Regions from separate parts of the Homo sapiens genome. Here regions 2 and 3 are each linked to region 1. Evidence: chromatin contacts called from ENCODE Hi-C or POLR2A ChIA-PET data. All regions are on one chromosome and are shown on one strand. Each heading gives the region's core, a stretch centred on a gene start or an enhancer-like site at or near the end of the contact. The rest is flanking DNA. Distances are from core to core; before and after follow the strand shown. Region 1 overlaps SLC44A1 (solute carrier family 44 member 1). Region 2 has its middle 87 kb from the start of SLC44A1. Region 3 has its middle 53 kb from the start of SLC44A1.

Region 1 (2,870 bases), core at 141-2,640:
AGTTAAATCTAAAATAAGTGTATTAATAAATAAGCTAGATTTTTTTTTTTTTCTTTTTGAGACGGAGTCTTGCTTTGTCACCCAGACTGCAGTGCAGTGGCATGGTCTTGGCTCTGCAACCTCTACCTCCCAGGTTCAAGCAGTTCTCCCTCAGCCTCCCAAATAGCTGGGATTACATGCATGTGCCACCACTCCTGGCTAATTTTTGTATTTTTAGTAGAGATGGGGTTTTACCATGTTGGCCAGGCCGGTCTTGAACTCCTGTCCTCAGGTGATCTGCCTGCCTCGGCCTTCCAAAATGCTGGGATTACAGGTGTGAGCCTCCATGCCCAGCCTAGATTTTTTTTTTCTTTTCAATAGCAAGAATTCCAAATGATTTAGCTGACCTATTTGGCACTGATTTTCTCTTTTTCTGGCAACATCAGCTAAATTCTGGACATTTTCTTAATGTCTAAACTAATTCTAACTGGTTATTTTCTTAATGGAATTTGATCATGATTATTGTATCTCTTTTGTGACTAAAGCATTTAGAAGAGTGTTACTGTTTTTTAAGTCACTGATCAAAAGCAGAGTAAAAAATAACTGTTTTCCACCCTTCAGTTTTCTCTGTAGGAATGGTGAGGATATTTAATGAAGAAGTTCCCCGTAAACGTTGACAGAATAGAAATGTTCCCTTTGGGCACATTCCCATTTCGACTACTACTAACCATAGGTTCTGGTTGATACACCCTGTCTTCCTGCTTCATGAAGTAATGTCATGGTCAGATTGACACTTTTTTTAAAAAGAGTAGTTTGTTTATGGTTTGGTTAAGAAAAAAAGCATTATGTGCTTAGCAGTATCAATGTGTTCTTTTACCTTCTATGGTTATTTAAAAGTGGAGGCTTATGGAGTAACGTGTTCTTGTTGTTTCATTTAACCTTGATATAGAAAAAAACAACAACAACAAATAAAATGATATTCTGAGTATGAGAAAATAGCCTCTTAAAAATGTTAGGTATTTTCTCTTCCAGGTAGAACTAACATTATCTCTTGGAGCCTTAGTAAGATTGTCACAATGAATGGATGGAAAGAAGATTTTTTTAATCAGCGAATTGCAGAGTCCATTTCTACAAATTTAGCAACTCTCATGTGTGATACTAAACATTATTTATTGCTATGTTTTTAAGCCATCCATTTACCAAGATTGAGTCAAAAATGTAGATGTTCTTTAGAATTCATCTACTAACAAATCTGAAAGGACCCAAGAATTTATTCAATATGGTCCATATTTTGCAGGAGTTTGTGGAAAACAGTAGGAAAGCAATGAAAGAAGCTGGTAAGGGAGGCGTCGCTGATTCCAGAGAGCTAAAGCCGATGGTAGGTGGAGATGAGGAGGTGGCCGCCCTCCAAGAATTTCACTTTCACTTCCTCTCTCTCTCTGTCTTCACTGACTGCACTTCTTCAGGAGAAGCTTTTGTTATCTGTATCACGCAGGACATGCTGCTCTTTCTGTTTGTGTGCTTACCCATCACTTGGATGGCAGAATTCTTGTCACAACTGAGACCACCTTCTATAAAAGTAAGCTGAAAGGAACAGCATCCTCGTCAGTGCTCGGCAGGGGCGGGTAGGGGATGATGGTTTTTTCCCTAAGGTAAAACTGCTGTTGCTCTTGTTTCCTTTTTAACTGTCAGTGTTTGGCTTTCATCAGACTGAACATTTTGGTGTACACTTGAACTGACGGTTTGATTTTTATCATTTTGGAAGGTGATCATAGCAATTCCTTTCAACTTGCTAAAATTCATACTCCCCCTTTTAAAAGTATGGTTCTGCTTACATTGCTGTCCTTTTCCCTTGGCTGACTTTTTCTTCTGTTGCCTAGGTTGTACTTTCTTTGTTTCTTAAGCTATTTTTCAGTAGCAAACAAGGCTGTTTTCATCAATACCCACATTCCCACTCAGTAAGACAATCTAGTCTTCTCCCAGTTTAATTGTGAGATGGATAAATTATTTCTGGTAGTTGATATTATATATGTATATGTACACAAATATATCTCTCTACTCCACTTTTATTTGAAAAAAGCAGCTTAATGAGTGTAAGAGAACCTTGAGCTGCTTTTCACATGGATATTGTCACTATAGCATAGAAACAGATGCCTCTATCATATATTGGTCTAATTACTTCCTAATTTAAACACGTATTTTTTTAAATAGCATGTTTATTTTCAAATATTATATAATTGTCTGCATCCTTAAATAATTTTAAACAATGTGTCCCCTGACTGCATATAATGTTCAAAAGTGTGAGGTAAGGACTTTCCTTTCTGTCTTCTTTACACTTTAGTAAATGATTTGATTTATAGCAAGTTTGTCCAACTTGCTGCCTGTGGGCCGCATATGGCTTAGGAAGGCTTTCAACACAAATTCGTAAACTTTATTAAAACATGAGATTTTTTGCCTTTTTTTTTTTAAGCCCATCAGCTATCCTTAATGTATTTTATATGTGGCCCAAGACAATTCTTCTTCCAGGATGGCCTGGGGAAGCCAAAAGATTGGATACCCCTGATTTGTAGGTTTTCAACTTTAAAATATATGCTATAAAATAAGTTCATTTAAGTAGGCTAGGCATGGTGGCTCATGTCTGTAATCCTAGCACTTTGGGAGGCCGAGGCAGGTGGATTGCCTGAGCTCAGCAGTTTGAGACCAGCCTGGGCAAAACGGTGAAACCCTGTCTCTACTAAAATACCAAAAAAAAAAAAAAAAAAAAATTAGCTGGGCATGGCGGCGTGTGCCTATAATCCGAGTTACTTGGGAGGCTGAAGCAGGAGAATTGCTTGAACCTGGGAGGCAGAGGTTGCAGTGAGCCAAGATGGCGCCATTGCATTCCAGCCTGG
Region 2 (2,870 bases), core at 150-2,649, 230 kb before region 1:
GCCTGTAGTCCCACTACTCAGGAGGCTGAGGTGGGAGGATGGCTTGAGCCTGGTGAGGTCGAGGCTGCAGCAAGCCATGATCGTACCACTGCACTCCAGCCTGGGAGACAGAGTGAGACCCTATCTCAAATAATAACAGTAATCATCATCATCATCAACATCATCTAGACTAGAGAGGAGAAAAGTCAGCATGCATTGATGAAACAAGATTCGCCATGTATTGATAATTTTTGAAGCTGGGTGTGGATACATCAGGTTTGTTATAAAGTTCTTCCTACTTTTTTGTATATGCTTTACATTTTTCATAATAAAATGTTAATAAAAAATAGTTTTCGCGGGGCCCAGTGGCTCACGCCTATAATCCCAGCACTTTGGGAGGCCGAGGTGGGCAGATCACCTGAGGTCAGGAGTTTGAGACCAGCCTGGCCAACGTGGTGAAACTCTGTCTCTACTAAAAATACAAAAATTAGCTGGGTGTGGTGGCTCATGCCTGTAATCCCAGCTACTCGGGAGGCTGAGGCAGGAGAATCGCTTGAACCCGGGAGGCAGAGGTTGCAGTGGGCCAAGATCATGCCACTGCACTCCAGCCTGGGCAACAGAGTGAGACTCCATCTGGAAAAAAAAAAAAAAAAAAAAAAAAAAAAAAGAGTTAAGTGCTGACCCAGGCCTTCAGGTAGCCCAGGATTATATTTTATGAGGCATATATTTACCCATGTGTTTTTTTTAGAATTATGCTTCATCAACTTGATAAGATCAATTATTCAGGGGTACTCTATCATCCTTCTGCTTGGTCTCTTTGAATAGTGGGATTACTGGTTATTATTTTTTCTTTTTTATACTTTTCTGTATTTTCAGAATTTTTTAAATGAGTGTCTATTGCCTTTATAGTTAGGAAAATCAATAAAGCTATTTATTATCAATGTGGACTCATGTATTTTTAATTTATAAAATGGATTATCACATTATGCATTATAATAAACCTATTTGAAATTTTACATGTGACAGGAGAGTATTTATTTCTACCCCACAAAGAGTAACAAAATAATACATAAAAATAAGAAGTTTGGATTGTCCAAACAGTAGCCATTAAGAAGAGAATGTACTTTATGTTAAGGATGCTTCTCCCTAAGAGGCAAGCCAGTTAAATGAAAAAAGTAGAATCCTGGATAAATATAGAAAATGTTTGCAGAAGGAAATTTTATTTCATTGCCTCAGTCCTAAACGGCATTAGCAAATACTGCAAAGTAATGAAGGAGGTCATTAAGAAGGAACTAGAAACGCCTTCCAATGTTATGGAAGAAATTCTGACATCTTAATTATATTCTGCCACCTAGTGACAAAGGAAGATTAACATACTTGCTTAGCCCGGCTACAACAGCAGAGAGGCCTGCCCTCCATCATCTGGACACCAGAGCCATGGCCTGACTGCCAGGGCAAGCCTGATCCTACAAGCGCTTGGTGCACAGCATCCTCTCTCTGCTTCTGCTCACAACTCTGGGAGACACTGCAAATATGGTCAAAAGCCACGGAGCTGTTCAGTCTGTGGCTGACAGACTTCCTATGGAGCCAGGTCTACCCTCTGCCACTCAGCACAGTGCACTGGGAACTTTGCTGTCTCCTGCCTGTTGCTAAGGACTTCCAGGGAGAAACAAATTACGAGACTAAAAAGGCATGGCTCACATTGGGCAATTTCATCCCTAACTTCCACTGGACTTAAAAAGAGGAATAAATACAGTGATCCCCTTACCCTGAAATGGGATAACTTTTTTATTTTTATTTTTATTTTTTTTTTTTTGAGACAGAGTCTCGTTCTGTCGCCCAGGCTAGAGTGCAGTGGCGCGCTTTTGGCTCACTGCAACCTCCGCCTCCTGGGTTCAAGCAATTCTCCTGTCTCAGCCTCCAGAGTAGCTGAGACTACAGGTGCACATCATCACACCTGGCTAATTTTTATATTTTTAGTAGAGACGGGGTTTCTCCATATTGGTCAGACTGCTCTGGAACTCCTGATCCCAGGTGATCCAACTCGCCTAGGCCTCCCAAAGTGCTGGGATTACAGGCTTGAGCCACCGTGCACGGCCTGGCATAACTTTTATGCACAAATCTTTGCGATTACACGAGGTGATAGGCACAAAAACTATTGATTCCCCCAATATAAATTGGGGAAGGAGTGGATGTTCTCAAAGCGCATTCGGGGCAGCCACACACCACCTGGAAGAAGCTTCGGGTCTCGTGGATGTGGCCCAAGTGAAGTGGTGGCCCATCATGCATTGCGATGGTGGGTAGGCGGGTAGGGGCGGGGCTAGGGCCGGAAGTAGAACTGTGGCCTCCATGGCCACTTGGGACCCCAGAGGTTCTATGCAAGAAACATAGACTCACCGTGATTCTTTTTTTTCTTTTCTTTTCTTTTGTTTTCTTTTCTTTTCTTTTCTTTCTTGTTTTGTTTTTTTGAGGCGGAGTTTCACTCTTGGTTGCCCAAGCTAGAGTGCAATGGCATGATCTCGGCTCACTGCAACTTCCACCTCCCAGGTTCAGGTGATTCTCCTGCCTCAGCCTTCCGAGTAGCTGGGATTACAAGCATCTGCCACCATGCCCAGCGAATTTTTGTACGTTTAGTAGAGATGGGGTTTCGCCATGTTGACCAGGCTGGTCTTGAACTCCTGATCTCAGGTGATCTGCCCGCTTCTGCCTCCCAAAGTGCTGTGATTACAGGCGTGAGCCTGCCTCCCAAAGTGCTGTGATTACAGGCATGAGCCATTGTGCCCCGCCCACTATGATTCTTTAGAGGCTCTTTGGGGTCTCCTCTGTGCTTCTGTCAGCAGTTTCAGTCCATTTTCCCAAGAACATTGGTGATAACAGCAGTGACATTTAAT
Region 3 (2,870 bases), core at 114-2,613, 190 kb before region 1:
AAGGCCCTGGTGGAGTGGGTTCACGAGGGGATCTCCTGACACAAGGATTACAAAGATCTTTGGGAACAGGGTGGGTTCCCAGGGTCACATATGCTCTCACCACTTCCCTGGGCAGGGGGAGGCTCCCCTGGCTCTGTGGCACTCCTGAGTGAGCTACTGTCCTGCCCTGCTATTCTCCATTCTCCATGGGTCAAGTTGTTTCCTTGATTAGTCCCAATGCATGTACCTGGATGTTTCAATGAAGGTACTGTATTTACTCACCCCTTTGATTCCTCTCTGTGAGAGCTACGCACACTACCTGCTTCTAGTCGACCACCTTGGCCACCTCCTGCCCCCAGCAGTCCCGTTTCCCTTTTTTTTTTTTTTAAAGATGGAGTCTCAGGCCGGGCGCGGTGGCTCACACCTGTAATCCCAGCACTTTGGGAGGCCGAGGCGGGCGGATCACAAGGTCAGGAGATCGAGACCATCCTGGCTAACACTGTGAAACCCCGTCTCTACTAAAAATACAAAAAATTTGCTGGGCGTGGTAGTGGGCGCCTGTAGTCCCAGCTACGGGGAGACTGAGGCAGGAGAATGGCATGAACCCGGGAGGCGGAGCTTGCAGTGAGCTGAGATCGTACCACTGCACTCCAGCCTGGGCGACAGAGCGAGACTCCGTCTCAAAAAAAAAAAAAGAAAAAACAACAACAACAAAGATGGAGTCTCACTCTGTCGCCCAGGCTGGAGTGCAATGGTGTCGTCTCAGCTCACTGCAACCTCTGCCTGCCAGATTCAAGCAATTCTGGTGCCTCAGCCTTCCAAGTAGCTGAGATTACAGGCATGAGCCACCACACTGGGCTAATTTTTTGTATTTAGTAGAGACGGGGTTTCACCATCTTGGTCAGGCTGGTCTCGAGCCCCTGACCTCAGGTGATCCTCCCGCCTTGGCCTCCCAAAGCACTGAGGTTACAGGCGTGAGCTACTGCGCCTAGACTCTGTTTTCTTATCCTTTTATTAGTCCCGTTGTGTTACTGTGTGCAATACTCGCTGCACATTTTAGCGGACTTTAAATGTGCTGCAACCGTTGAGTTGGATCTGCTATACTCTAAAGAGGAGAGACTCCTCTATTAGGTTGGAATCAGTATTTCCACGGTTTCATTAGTGAGGATTCAGACACCCAGATCCTTTCTCAAAAAGGGAGTTGTACTCACAAATGCCTGTTTTATAGAGATCCACACCCATATTCTAGGAATGCCCTTTTTCCTTGTGCATACAGCTGAGTAATGGGTCTTCTCAACTTTTTTTCTGAGGAATGAAAGAGGAAGGTGTTTGTATTTGTTCTCTATTGCTACATAAAAATTACCACAAATTTCGTGACTTAAAACGACACCCATTTTTCAGTTTGCGGTTTTGTAAGTCGAAAGTTCAATGCTTTCACAATCAAACAGGAGACAACAGTGGGTCTAGCTGCCCAGGAGGAGTGATCTGGGAAACTAGGTCATTTTACACCAGAGCCATGACCTTGGCTAGCCAACTCTTTAGTGCTACAGCCACTTCAGTCAAGGAAAAGAAAAGGACAGGATTCAGAGTACTTTTGAAGAGCGTGAGAAAGCAGCTGAATTGGGGTTTTGCTAGGTTTACAGACTTTCCTGAGTGTTTCTGAAACCTGACTTCAGATCAAAATTTCATTTCCTATGACAGGATAGTTGGGACTGTGTTGGATTCATCAGCACACTGAAATTTGTCTAAGTCTCCAAAAAAAAAAACAAAAAACAAAAAAAACAAAACTCTCCTGACTCTTTAACTTTTCTTCTGTTGTCTGGACTCCCTTGAGGCTGCTCTTAAACTATTCTCTTTTCCAAGGTACCCTGAAAGAAAACGAATCTCTCAGGGCTTCAAAATGCAAAAGCAGCCAAAATCCTCCCTTTGCTTCCCATTTTTTTCTTTTTACTTTGAGACAGGAGTCTCATTCTGTCACCGAGCCTGGAGTGCAGTGGTGCGATCTTGGCCCACTGCACCTCTACCTCCCGGGTTCAAGTGATTCTCCTGCCTCAGCCTCCCGAGTAGCTGGGACTACAGGTGCATGCCACCATGCACAGCTAATTTTTGTATTTTTAGTAGAGACAGGGTTCACCATGTTGGCCAGGCTGGTCTCAAACTCCTGACCTCAAGTGATCTGCCCACCTTGGCTTCCCAAAGTGCTGGGATTACAGGCATGAGCCACTGAGCCTGGCCCCGTTGCTGTTACAATAGACTTACAGTCTTCACTTAGGCTTAAAGGAAGACACCTGAGCAGAATTGGGGTTCGTTTTACTATTCCAGTCTACAAGACAGAATTTGAAGGCTGCCACTCTCTTACTTTCTCTAACATGCTGCATTTTCACTTTTAAAGAACAGAGGCAGCTAAAGGCAGGTCTGTGTTCTCTCTCGGTTGGAGACATTTTTTACAACCAGTTTCGTTAACCAGTTAGAAAGCCTTCTTTTTTATTTGATATTTAAGATTTATGTGGCTCAGTTGCTTGAATGTAGCAAAGACTCACGTGCATTTAAATAGTATGCTTGGTTCTAAGATGTCAGAAGAGGCCAGATACTGCTACGGCTCTTTGGGATTCAAGATACCAAGCAGTTGCAAGAAGAGGAATGTGTGAATGGGCTCTCCAAGAGAAATAGCAAATGCTCCTATTTCTGCTTCTTTTGGTAATAGTCCCACTTAAAGGATACGGTTGTTAACCTACAACAGGAAAGGGATGCTAAATCTGGTGGAGAGTGAAGAAGATATTACAGTGAGGAAAAAGGAATTAACCTATAAAAACTATGTGGGGAACGGCTTATTACTTTGAGTTGACCTTGAGACTTTTCATCGCCTACTTCTGTGCCACCAGCTGGCTTCA

Evidence for each region. Hi-C counts contacts between places; a loop is a spot of excess contacts on that map. ChIA-PET counts read pairs that join two places held with the same protein, here RNA polymerase II (POLR2A). Pooled maps may share reads with other maps.
Region 2: a pooled map shows a loop between it and region 1 (3-fold over the local background). The contact joins two enhancer-like sites. A Hi-C loop is called at or near these places in 1 of 168 maps with a recorded cell type or tissue (MCF 10A) and 6 of 50 pooled maps. POLR2A ChIA-PET finds 5 or more read pairs at or near these places in 4 of 52 experiments (CD8-positive, alpha-beta memory T cell, activated CD4-positive, alpha-beta memory T cell, activated T-cell and 1 more).
Region 3: a map of K562 shows a loop between it and region 1 (2.1-fold over the local background). The contact joins two enhancer-like sites. A Hi-C loop is called at or near these places in 1 of 168 maps with a recorded cell type or tissue (K562) and 4 of 50 pooled maps. POLR2A ChIA-PET finds 5 or more read pairs at or near these places in 2 of 52 experiments (OCI-LY7 and Panc1).

Annotation. Positions count from the first base shown.
Region 1 is chr9:105,384,146-105,387,015 of GRCh38, forward strand. It overlaps SLC44A1 (solute carrier family 44 member 1), which reads left to right. Exons shown (of 16, transcript NM_080546.5): 15 at 1,277-1,357. Among named protein-coding and RNA genes, the nearest start is that of FSD1L, 62 kb to the right of the region's middle. Within about 2 kb of position 1,391, at least 7 of the 41 ENCODE cell types and tissues checked have a DNase peak (open chromatin) inside an H3K27ac peak, as active enhancers do.
Region 2 is chr9:105,155,937-105,158,806 of GRCh38, forward strand. No RefSeq gene overlaps it. Among named protein-coding and RNA genes, the nearest start is that of SLC44A1, 87 kb to the right of the region's middle. Within about 2 kb of position 1,400, at least 7 of the 41 ENCODE cell types and tissues checked have a DNase peak (open chromatin) inside an H3K27ac peak, as active enhancers do.
Region 3 is chr9:105,190,553-105,193,422 of GRCh38, forward strand. No RefSeq gene overlaps it. Among named protein-coding and RNA genes, the nearest start is that of SLC44A1, 53 kb to the right of the region's middle. Within about 2 kb of position 1,364, at least 5 of the 41 ENCODE cell types and tissues checked have a DNase peak (open chromatin) inside an H3K27ac peak, as active enhancers do.